Linked DNA regions of Mus musculus: region 1 is linked to region 2. Evidence: chromatin loops called from intact Hi-C (ENCODE). Cell type or tissue: left cerebral cortex. All regions are shown on one strand. Each heading gives the region's core, and the rest is flanking DNA. Links, peaks and the distances in the headings are about the cores only.

What was found. Hi-C counts contacts between places; a loop is a spot of excess contacts. Peaks named below come from ENCODE experiments on the same cell type or tissue, not always from the same donor. Only the 100,000 strongest peaks of a DNase experiment are listed, where the experiment ranks them.
Region 1: it touches region 2 in a loop (2.8-fold over the local background); 4 of 42 quality-filtered maps call a loop at or near these places.

Annotation. Positions count from the first base shown.
Region 1 is chr2:136,877,290-136,882,673 of GRCm38, reverse strand. It overlaps Mkks (McKusick-Kaufman syndrome), which reads left to right. Exons shown (of 6, transcript NM_021527.2): 3 at 1,035-2,423; 4 at 4,884-5,059. The coding sequence starts at 1,439. Among named protein-coding and RNA genes, the nearest start is that of Mkks, 11 kb to the left of the region's middle. In left cerebral cortex, for the core only: no CTCF peak of the experiment used is centred there; a DNase peak (open chromatin) is centred at 2,363.
Region 2 is chr2:136,767,878-136,773,261 of GRCm38, reverse strand. Snap25 (synaptosomal-associated protein 25) reads right to left here. Exons shown (of 8, transcript NM_011428.3): 5 at 3,088-3,205. Among named protein-coding and RNA genes, the nearest start is that of Gm39943, 35 kb to the left of the region's middle. In left cerebral cortex, for the core only: no CTCF peak of the experiment used is centred there; a DNase peak (open chromatin) is centred at 2,448; H3K27ac peaks cover 487 bases.

The sequences.
Region 1 (5,384 bases), core at 198-5,197, 110 kb before region 2:
CTCTCACTAATTGAGTAATTACCCCATTGAGTTTCCCATCACAGTGACTCTAGAATGTGTCAAGCTAACAGTTAAAATTAACCATCATAGCTATCTTGCTGTCATGTTATGTACAGACAGGATTTTATCTTTATACATTCCTATTCAAGCGTAGTTTCAAAGCTAAACAATGATTTTTTTTTTTTAATTACACCAAATAAAGAAATTTTCAGCACTGGAAACCGTTTTGTTTTGGACCTGTACAGGCGCTGGGCAAACTGCCACAGTTGCTGTGAGTTTATGTGTGTGCCATACTACTATGTCTGGAAGATGGTTTTCTTGGGAGTCATCCATCACCTCTAGCTTTTATACTCTTTATACCTCCCCTTCCACGTGGTTCCTGTGGTTTGATGAAGATTTCCCATTTAGGATTGAGTGTTTCAAGGTCTCTCATTCTCTGCACATTTTCCTCTTGTGAGACTCTGAGTCCTTATCTACTACAGGAAGAAGCTTCTCTGATGACGGCTGAACAAGATTCTAATCTATAATAGGAGTCATTTTATTGCCATGATCTCTTAACAGAATAACTGGGGTTTCCTCTAGGTTAAGTATCTATTTTCAGGTTATTGACCACTTTGGCAGTGTCAGGCATGGGTTCTGTTTCATGAAATGGACCTAAAAATCCAATCACGTAGTGTTTGCTTACTCACATGGTTGTACCACTAGTGCACCAGCAATAGTGCAGACAGGTCACTGTTGGAGGTCAAAGGGTTCGTAGCTGGGTTGATGTTTCTTTCTCTTAGGGTAGTGTGCAGAGTACCTTCTACTACTGTGAACACTAGTCAGTAAGGGTGAAAAAGCCTCAGTTTTCTAATGTGCCATTTGTCTTCTAGAAGCAAAGGAGTATTAAGTCCATTGGGTTCCCTTTCTCACTTCCAGTAGGCTTGTGACAGTTAACATTCTCTTTCTTAAAATTGAGCAGAGTATTAAAATTACTAAATTTGCTACCTATAAAGTATTATGGAATTATTCTAAATTTTTTTAATTTCTTATAGAAAGAAGCAACTTTGAATCTGAACTTGATAATAAAAGAAGAAATGAAAAACCCCAGTTGGATTAGAAAGAACTGGCTTCTTGTGGCTGGGGTGACTTTCATAGGCGTCCATCTTGGAACATACTTTATACAGAGAGTTGCAAAAGAGTCTGTGAGGTCTGAGGCCAGAGGCAGACAAAAGAATATTGAAGAATGAAGCAAAATAAAGACTTTGGATTATTAATGTCATTAAATTAATCTATGCTGGTTATTGTCTGAAACCACTTGATTTTGTAGCTGGTAATGCTGCATGTGCAGACTCATACCTGGAGACCAGTCTTTAATGTTCAAACACATGACAGTGCAATAAAATGAAAGCCATATGAACAAACTAAAGCTGCCTTCACAAGTTACACCTGAAGCAGGATGTCTCGGTTAGAAGCTAAGAAGCCATCGTTGTGTAAAACTGAACCATTGACAAGTGAGAAAGTCAGGTCCACACTTTCTGTCTTGAAAGGAGTCATAGCCTCATGCTATGGCCCTTCAGGGAGGCTGAAGCAGCTACACAATGGATTGGGAGGTTGTGTGTACACAACCTCACAGTCCTCAGCCCTGCTTCGAAACCTTTCAGTCACCCATCCCGTATTAAAGATCCTAACGTCATCCGTGCAGAATCACGTGTCCTGCTTCAGTGACTGCGGCTTATTCACAGCCATTCTGTGCTGCAACTTGATTGAAAATATTCAAAGACTAGATTTGACACCCGCAACTGCTATTAAATTAAATAAATACCTCTTGAGTCTCTGTACCAGTTATCTCAAGTCTGAAGCCTGTAGTTGTCGAATCCCAGTTGACTTCAGAAGTACACATACCTTCCTCAGCTTGGTACACAGTATCTTAACAAGCAAACCAGCCTGTATGCTCACCAGAAAGGAAACAGATCACATAGGTGCTTTGATTTTGAAAGCTTTTTTACTTACAATTCCAGAAAGTACAGAAGAACGAATGGTTTTAGGGAAGAGTATAATTGTTCCCTTAAAGGGCCAAAGAGTTACAGATTCTACTGTATTACCTGGACTACTCATTGAAGCATCAGAAGTTCAATTAAGGAGGTTATTACCCACTCAAAAGGCAAGTGGCCTTAGGGTGGCACTCTTCTGTACATCTTTATCTGGAGATTTTTCTAATGCTGGAGAAGGAGTGGTGGTGGCCCATTACCAAGTGTCCCTTGAGAATGCAGTTTTAGAGCAGTTGCTTAATCTAGGAAGGCGACTAGTCACTGATCATGTAGACCTTGTCCTGTGCCAAAAAGTAATCCACCCATCTTTGAAACAGTTCTTCAGTGAGCGCCACGTTATGGCCATCGACAGAGTTGGGGTGACTCTGATGGAATCTCTAAGCAAAGTGACAGGTAAAAGGCTCTCCTGGCTTTTGCCCATTAAAGTTAATGCATCACTCTTTCTGAGCAGAGAGGTTTAGTTTGTGTTACTGTTAATACCTTGAACATTTTTAGAAGCCACCAACTTTACAGCATTTATATCATCTGTAAGCATGTCTGTTGTTTCTAGAAAAGATCCCATTGCCCAGTTACTAAAAACTAGAACGGCGGTGGCCATTCCCAACCTCAGGTGTAGTCTGTTGTGATCTAACCCTCAGATATTGTATAGGCAGTTGAAAGGTCTAACATAAGTATAAGGTCTTAAATTTACAAAGCTTTTAAATCCTCTAACATTCAGGACATGGTTTTTCTGGCTGGAATGCTTCATTTTCTCCACTTTTATTATAACTCCAAGAAATATATCTATGCTGGACATTTACCAAGAATATCTATAGCTGAGTTCTTAAGATCAAAGGGCACTCTTTACTGACACGGATGCTAATAGGCCTGGCCCTCAGACCTTTAAAATTAGTTGGTGAGTAACAATCACAAACTCAGCAGGCAAAGCACACATACATGGTTAGGACAAAAATAAGTTGAATTTCTCATATGAGTCACCTCTCAAATCAATGTACCCATAACTGCACTGACAAGCTCAAATTATCAGTTACGTTCATTTTGATTGCAGTGGTTGCCTTTTGCTGAGCAAGGTCCACCTGTGTTTTGGGGCTAGTCATAAAGTTCTGACCACAAGCTATCACACCTGCCTTGTGAGTTACAACCTACTGAATTAAAGTTCACTAAAAACCATGTATGCCAAACATTGGATATTGTCAACCTAGTGACCACCAAAATGAAAGTTACTAAGAACATGCAAATAGTTACTTGGAATTCATTTTTTATGATCTAAATTATCTACTAATTTGCATTAGTTTAACTGTTTGCAGCTTACTTCACCCAGTACATTGGCTATTCTGGATTTGTAAATTAAGGTGTGGGATGTTTTCCAGTAGCACCAGTGCTATGGGAAGCAGGCACTGGTTTTCTACACTAGTCCAAAATTGTTACTTAACTCAGATACCTAGAACACAAAATGAAAATTCCAATTCCTAAAATTTTCTGGTATCTGGGCATGATAGCACATACCTAATTCCAGCACTTGTGAGGAAGAGACAGGATTATCAAGATCCTCGGTCCTCATCTACATAACAAGTTCAAGGACAGCCTGGACTAACTCTCGGCAAAACAAATCTGCACTCCAAAAAAGTGAATTGCTACAAGTTATAGTTTTGATATTCAAATGTTAAGTGTTATTTCTTACGGAAGTCCATGTAGATTCCTTATATAACTTAACTACCTCTAGAGGTTTTGCAAATATTGAAATCACCTTTATTTATATTTTAATTTGTGATCTATGTAAGAATCAAGAACAGTATAGTGAATTAAGTGTTATATTCTTTATTTTTGCACTTGCATACCTATTTACATTAAAAGAAAAACTCATAGGCAAAAGGGAGTTAGTGACTTAAAGAGAGCCAAATGACTTCTTTTAAAAAGGACTTTTCTGACCCTTTTTCAAAAGTAATGAGGTCCTTAATGTGGTTCTTTTTTTTTTTTAAACAGGGGGATCCTGGACTTCCTAAAAATATGTTCATTTTTTTTTCATGTGCCTTTTCCTGAACATTCAAAATAGCTTTTAACAGATGTTCAGATAGGTAAGACTAGGCATGTAGCTTAGTGGCAGAGCATCTGCCTAACATTGGCATGGCTGGGTTTAATTCCTAGCAACACACACAAACACATACATACACATACAATTAAATGAATAAACAATACCAATCTGCCTAATTTTGTTGACCTGGAAAGTCCTGACCCCACTGTGAATAGCATTAAATCCTGGCAGGAGTTCTGAGACAGTATAAAGCAGAGAAGGTAAGCTGAGCACTAGCATGCACGCATGCGTCTTGCTGTCCTGACTCCAGGAATGGCTGCTTTGAGCTCCTGCTTCTGTAGCGTCTCTTCTGTCAGGAGCTGTGCTCCAGAATAACCCTTTCCCCCTTAACTTGCTTTTGATGGAGGATTTTTTTACAGCAATGGAAAAGTAACTATGACAAAATCCATAAACAAAAATAGCCCAAACAAGCAAAGATGGCCACATGTACATTTGTAATTTCAGCATTCAAAAGGCTGAAACAAGAGGATAATTGCATGTTCATCTTGGTCTACATGGTGAATTCCAGGCCAGACAGGACTACATAGCAAAATGCCATGCCAAAAAGAAGAGGAGGAGGAGAAGAAATAATATTTAAATAGAAGAATGTAAATTTCAGAGATCTAAGAAGATGCATTTTTATCCTATATTTCATATTTTTAATAAGCTTGGTGGAGTCCCTTATACTAGCTAGGAATTAATGTTTGTTGGTTTGTTGATATTGTTTTAAGGGTCTCATCTTTGCTTACACAGTTTATATTTTTTATACTTTACAAATATAGGAGCAACGCCTATTGGTTCTCTAAACCCAATAGTTTCTACTACTTATGGAAGTGTGAAAGATGTGTGCTCTGCAAGATTTGGCTCCAAACATTTTTTTCATCTTCTTCCTAATGAGGCCACTGTCTGCACCTTGCTTCTCTGCAGCAGAAATGACACCGCCTGGGAGGAGCTGAAGGTAGGTGGATTCCAAGGCCTTCAGCAGGGATGAAGCAGTCATGCAAAGGGTCTGCAGGGTGAGGTCTGGGTTGTTTGTTTTGGTTTTTCATATTTTTCTATAATTTCCACAATGATATAAATAACGAGACCAAAAGGGACAGAAGGAGGGCCTGGCAATATAGCTCAAAGGTAAAACATATGCTTGGTACATATGAGCACCAATCCCAGGACCATAGGAGGGCAGAGACAGGGCAAAGGCTCAAGTAAGCTAATTTAACGGCTGCTACAGTAAACTTGGAATATAGTGTACCATCTGTCATTTCTGCGCTTTATAAGAAACCTGA
Region 2 (5,384 bases), core at 192-5,191:
AGTGATCTTTGCTTAATATCTTTCCCTCAATGCATGTGTGTACTACATTTCAATGTTTCATGAAAGACACAAAGGATTGGTGGTTGGCCAAGGGTGATGGTCTTTGGGTTGCTTCTAGAGTGGTTTGAAATTGATAATATATCGGTACTTCCAAACAGTCACCATACATCCAGGGTTGATGTACAAACCTTTGTCCACAGAGACAAAAAGTAAAAGAAGCATTGTGAAATGAATGCAGGAAAATAGAAGAGAGAACAAGCCATCTAGCACCAAAGAGGAACCCCACCCCACCCCACCCTGTGTCTTCTTCATGCACCAGCTACAGGCATGAGTAGAAAGTGAAGCATTCTCATTTAAGCCAAACTACTCCAGAAGTTGACCATTCTCGAAATAGGCACTAGCAGGACAGTAATAGCCTTCGTGAGGATTTGAAACGCAGTTCAGTAGCTTCTTGGTTGGGCCAAAGGGCAGGGTAGTGTGCAAACAGATTCCTACTTTAAACTATTCTGGGTTATCACAAGGGAGAGTGGTTTGGAACTAGTGTGGTCTCCATGGGCTACATTTCACTGACCTGCCTTGGAACAAAACTTAAAATCCAGGCATACCTGTTGTGCCCAATAGAAACATATAGAGCATATTTTGGTGGGTGTGTTGTAATTTAAGGCAATCAAAGATGTTTCTAGGTTCTTTGCATAGTAGAAACCACATGCTATTGAGTCCAAGAACAACATACATCCTTCGGTCTCATTTCGCAGTTTTTATTCTAAGACAACAAGATTATATACTACTTTCCCCCACTTTTTCTGTGTTTCAAAGCCATCTCTTAAACTGGCTTTAATCCTTGCAGTCTGAGGACCAAGAAACCATGGTGACAAACTGGGAAATGCACCAATGGAATTTCAGCAGCTTCCACAATTTACTATTAGCCCTTTGAGAAGTCACAACTTACTGTACCAAAGGGCCATGGGCCCATTCAATACAAGGTCATCAAACAAGTTTTCATAATTAAGAGTTTGCCTCTTCATCCCTCCTCCCCATTCCCTCTCTTTTTGGTTCCAAGAAGCTGTTTGTTTGGACTTTGTGATGTTTTCTGCTATGTAAAATGTCTGGCATTCCATCTTTGGCAAAGTCAAAGGGAAGGGAAATATGCGTTTCCAAAGAGAAGGCAAACCACTGCACCCACAACGCTGCACAGACTCACATCACGGCCGAACAGCTATCATAGTCCTTTGAAACATGCCGAGACAGGGCAAAGCCCCCAGAGAGTCCAGGGCACCACCAGCCACTGCGTTGTGACACATGGTTTTTAAAGCATTGTTTACACACATTAGGGGACACTTCACTCAAGCTTTGAAGCTCAATTAGGGTCTCTTTCGAATGAAGGAATTAGGGACCACTTATATATGGATTTAGGGGGTCATGTTTCTTCAGAACCCAATGATCCACCTCAAAGAGCCCTACCTCCACTCTTCTCACACAATTGATGAAGGATTAAGGGGATGTATCTGGTAGAATTCACTCCAAATGTGGGGTAAATTGGCTCTAAAAAGGGCATATTTTCAAATCTTGACTAACTGGAATGTTTGACAATAAAATATTTTGGAGATTTCTATACCTTTGGTAGTGATTAGGAGGTTCTGGGGGGAAATTTGCTTTAAAGGTAATTGGTAAACATCTTTCTCAAATTCTTGAGCTAATTTTCAGCTCAGAAGTCCTTAGGGATGGGCACCATCAAATCTTTTCACAGTAACAGCTTATAAAGATGATGTGTCTGATGACCTTTTAAAATTAACTCTAAGTTATCATTTATTTATTTATTTATTCTTATGTAATTATTATAGAATAGAATAGAGACTATCTGAGACACTGAAATGTCCTAGGCAACAAAGCATTTCAAATCTGAGCGACTGCTTCCTGTTAGCCTCACCCACCCCCTTTGGCTAAAACCAGAAAGGAGGCAGATGTGGGTTCCAGCTAGATTCCAGTTAGTCAGGCTTTACTTCACAACTTTTTTTTTTTAAGCATGCTTTTTATTTATTGGTAAGATGAGCCCCTCCCCCTCCTAAACAGGAAGTGGGATATTTCAAATCAGCCTCAAAGTTTAAAGGGTGCGAATGGTCATATAATCTGCTAAAAAAATCACATCAATTTCTAGTCTAAAAGCTAGGATCAGGAGAGCTTTTGGGTAAAAGGTTTCTTTGTAAGAGGGAAAGGGGGAGGGGTGAGGGAGATCAGGTAACTTTAATTTTCCAAATGCATGTTGGGCAATCCACTCATGCATTTCCCCCCTACTGCTAGCCAAATGAGACTATCTTCTAGAACCCCTGCGTTTTGGGTTCTTTCTGTTGCAAAATTTTATAACCACATGTCACATTTCTGCTACATTCCGAAAAAAGCATTGCGAACCTTGAGAACAGTTAAAATGTTTTGTGATGTCGTGCATGCAAAATCTACACATTTCAACATTTCAGCCAGTGTACGGGTAGATCTTCCAAGAGGAAGAGTTGGAGGGCGTGCGTCAAATTGGAGACAGACACTAGCATCTCTGACTGAAGAGGATGCCTGCATTGGGTGAGGCTGTAGCATCTCATGATCAAATGCAGGAGCTGATTGGCAGGCAAGAGGGTATCTGCCATACTCTCTGACTTGCAGAGGCTTACTTGGGTGAAATTAGCTCATGATTTTTTACTTCTGAAAAAAAAAATCAAACCTTGATACATGTGTTTCAAATCCCCCACACTTATCCAAAATCTTTTCTAAATCTCCAATTTTGTTCTTGAGATGGAGGAAAATAACATGCCCTGAGTGCCGCTGTCTCAAAGTACACTTACTGGAAAATGTTGAAACGTTAATCAATAAAAATTGCTGACAGTGAGGCTTTCACTGGAGTATGCCTGATTTTTAATGCATCAACAGTAACTCTCACTAATATTGTCTATGCTATGAGATGAATGCATTGGAGACGGTATTGATCTGTTCTGCATGCCACATGCTCATCCTGCCTATGAGCCTGCAGGAATGAGCTAGTCAAGGCTTGGAGATGAGCCTTGGGAAAACCAAAGCTTCAGGCAGGCAGGCAGCACCTACTTGTTACAGGGACACACACAAAGCCCGCAGAATTTTCCTAGGTCCGTCAAATTCTTTTCTGCTTCTTTCATGTCCTTATTGATTTGGTCCATCCCTTCCTCAATGCGTTCCAGTTGTTCTGATTAAACACAAGTATTTTATCCCCACAGAATGAAGCAGATGGAAAAGGACAAAGAAAAAAAAGACAAAACTTCAGACATTCACTTTGACATTAAAAAAGAAAAACAAAAAAAAAAAGGAAGGAAGGAAGAAAGAAAAAGAAAGAAAGGAAGAAAACTGGACGCCACAGATTAGAGCTGGTACCCAGTACCTACTTGTTACAAGGACATATGAAAAGGCCACAGCATTTGCCTAAATCTTTTAAATTTTTCTCGGCCTCCTTCATGTCTTGGTTGATATGGTTCATGCCTTCTTCGACACGATCGAGTTGTTCTGGTTAGGACAAAGGGATGATAGTGTGGAATGAATTTTTTGGGGGTTTCCAACAGAACATGAGAAATGACTATGTGAAACAGAATTAGAGAGAGAGAGAGAAAGAGAGAGAGAGAGAGAGAGAGAGAGAGAGAGAGAGAGAGAGAGAGAGAGAGAGAGAGAGAGAGAAGATTGAGATTACAATGCATTGTCCAGGAGGATGCATTGCTGTAGACGGCTGCTGCTTCCCTAAGTAGACATGGGTGGAAGGAAATGAACAAGAACGATACTCAAAATAGTTTGCAGTTCAGACGGGATGAGATGGGATCAGAAGGTCTGTTTGATTTTGCACATCCCAGGAAACAGCACAGCGTATTGATTCAGATACCAGTGAAACCCAAGAGAAAGAAAAACCAGGTGTTAATTTATGTTTAAGGGGTTCCCATTCAATGTGTCTAGACAGAATATCTGCTTCAATTTCAAAGTAACAGTATCTTTTGGTTTTTAAGTATCTCCAACCAGATAAAAGGAGAAAATAGAATGCACTGTTGTCTTTGGGGCAACAAGAGAACAGTAAGCAGGAGTAGCCATAGCCATGAGTTCCTGCTCTTCCCTAAGCAGTGCCTATACAGACAAAGATGGTCTGTTTTTGTTTTCTTTATCTAATTCATAGAAGCTGGAAAGAAAAAGTAACATCAGCACAACAATACTGTAGGCACCAAAATATTTCTGTTCATTTTTTAAACTTATAAGTGACTTGTTACAAAAGCTAGGGAAGGCATGTTATTCTGCCGTGGTTCCCCAGGGTCTACAATGGAGACCTGCTCACTACAAACCTGGTCAGAGAACAGGGAAAATGAGTGTCTTTTTGAAAGAGGGGCAATGATTTGACACCTAGAATGGCATTGCTCCATTGCTACAAGGAAAGCTGACCTCAGTGTATCTGAAATACAGCTTGATACTAATATAAATTCATCAGTTCTAGGTTGCCAGGTTACATAAACCAAGTTGGGGAAACTGCAAGTTTAATGGAAGGGGATTTGTCAGTTTTATTTTTCTTTTTAAAGACCATTAAAGGAGAAGTGCAATGTAATGTCTTGGCTATCTAACGATGATCTCCAGTTATAACTCGATTCCTCTTTTGGTCTATATTTTCATGCATGCTTTGACAATTGTGCCTCTAGAAGTACAGGCATGCTTAGGATAAAACTGATCAGCACATTTCTAGTCTATAGGCATAAACAATCATCTGAAAACCATTCCACATTCATATGTGCTATGGGAATTGTTACCATAAAACCTAAAGGAGGCTCACTAGTGACCCAAAGCATGGACAACATGAATTGGGAAAATTAGAGATTTTTTCTCATTTTAGTGAGACTAAAGAAGACCTTGTCCCTGACTAGGTCTCTGATGCTTCTGCTATGCTTTTCAGAAGTAAATGGAAACACTCCAGGGTTTATCCAGCTCAGAGGGCACAGCAAAGCAGTCAGGTATGATCTGAATATCTTTATATACAAGGAGACTTCTCTCCTGTCCTGCTTACTCACTTTTGAGAGAACATTCCTTTCTCCTTGTCTTTTTCCCTTCCTAGTTGGTATGTTTGCATTTTGACACAGGATCTTCCCCTGTATGTAGTCTAGCATCCTAAGTAATGGATTGTAAGCACAATCATGCCACACTCAACTGTTTGGTTTTGTTTGCTTGTTTGCTTGGTTTAGCTAGTTTCCTTTTGGGAACACATTAAATCAGTTTGTGAATCAAACTTAACTCCCGTGTAAGAGGAATAAGGTGTAAGAGAAAGGACACAGTGTTTCCCTAAACCTTTTAAATTTTTCTTGGCCTCCTACATGTCTTGGTTAACACGGTTCTTGCCTTCATCAATG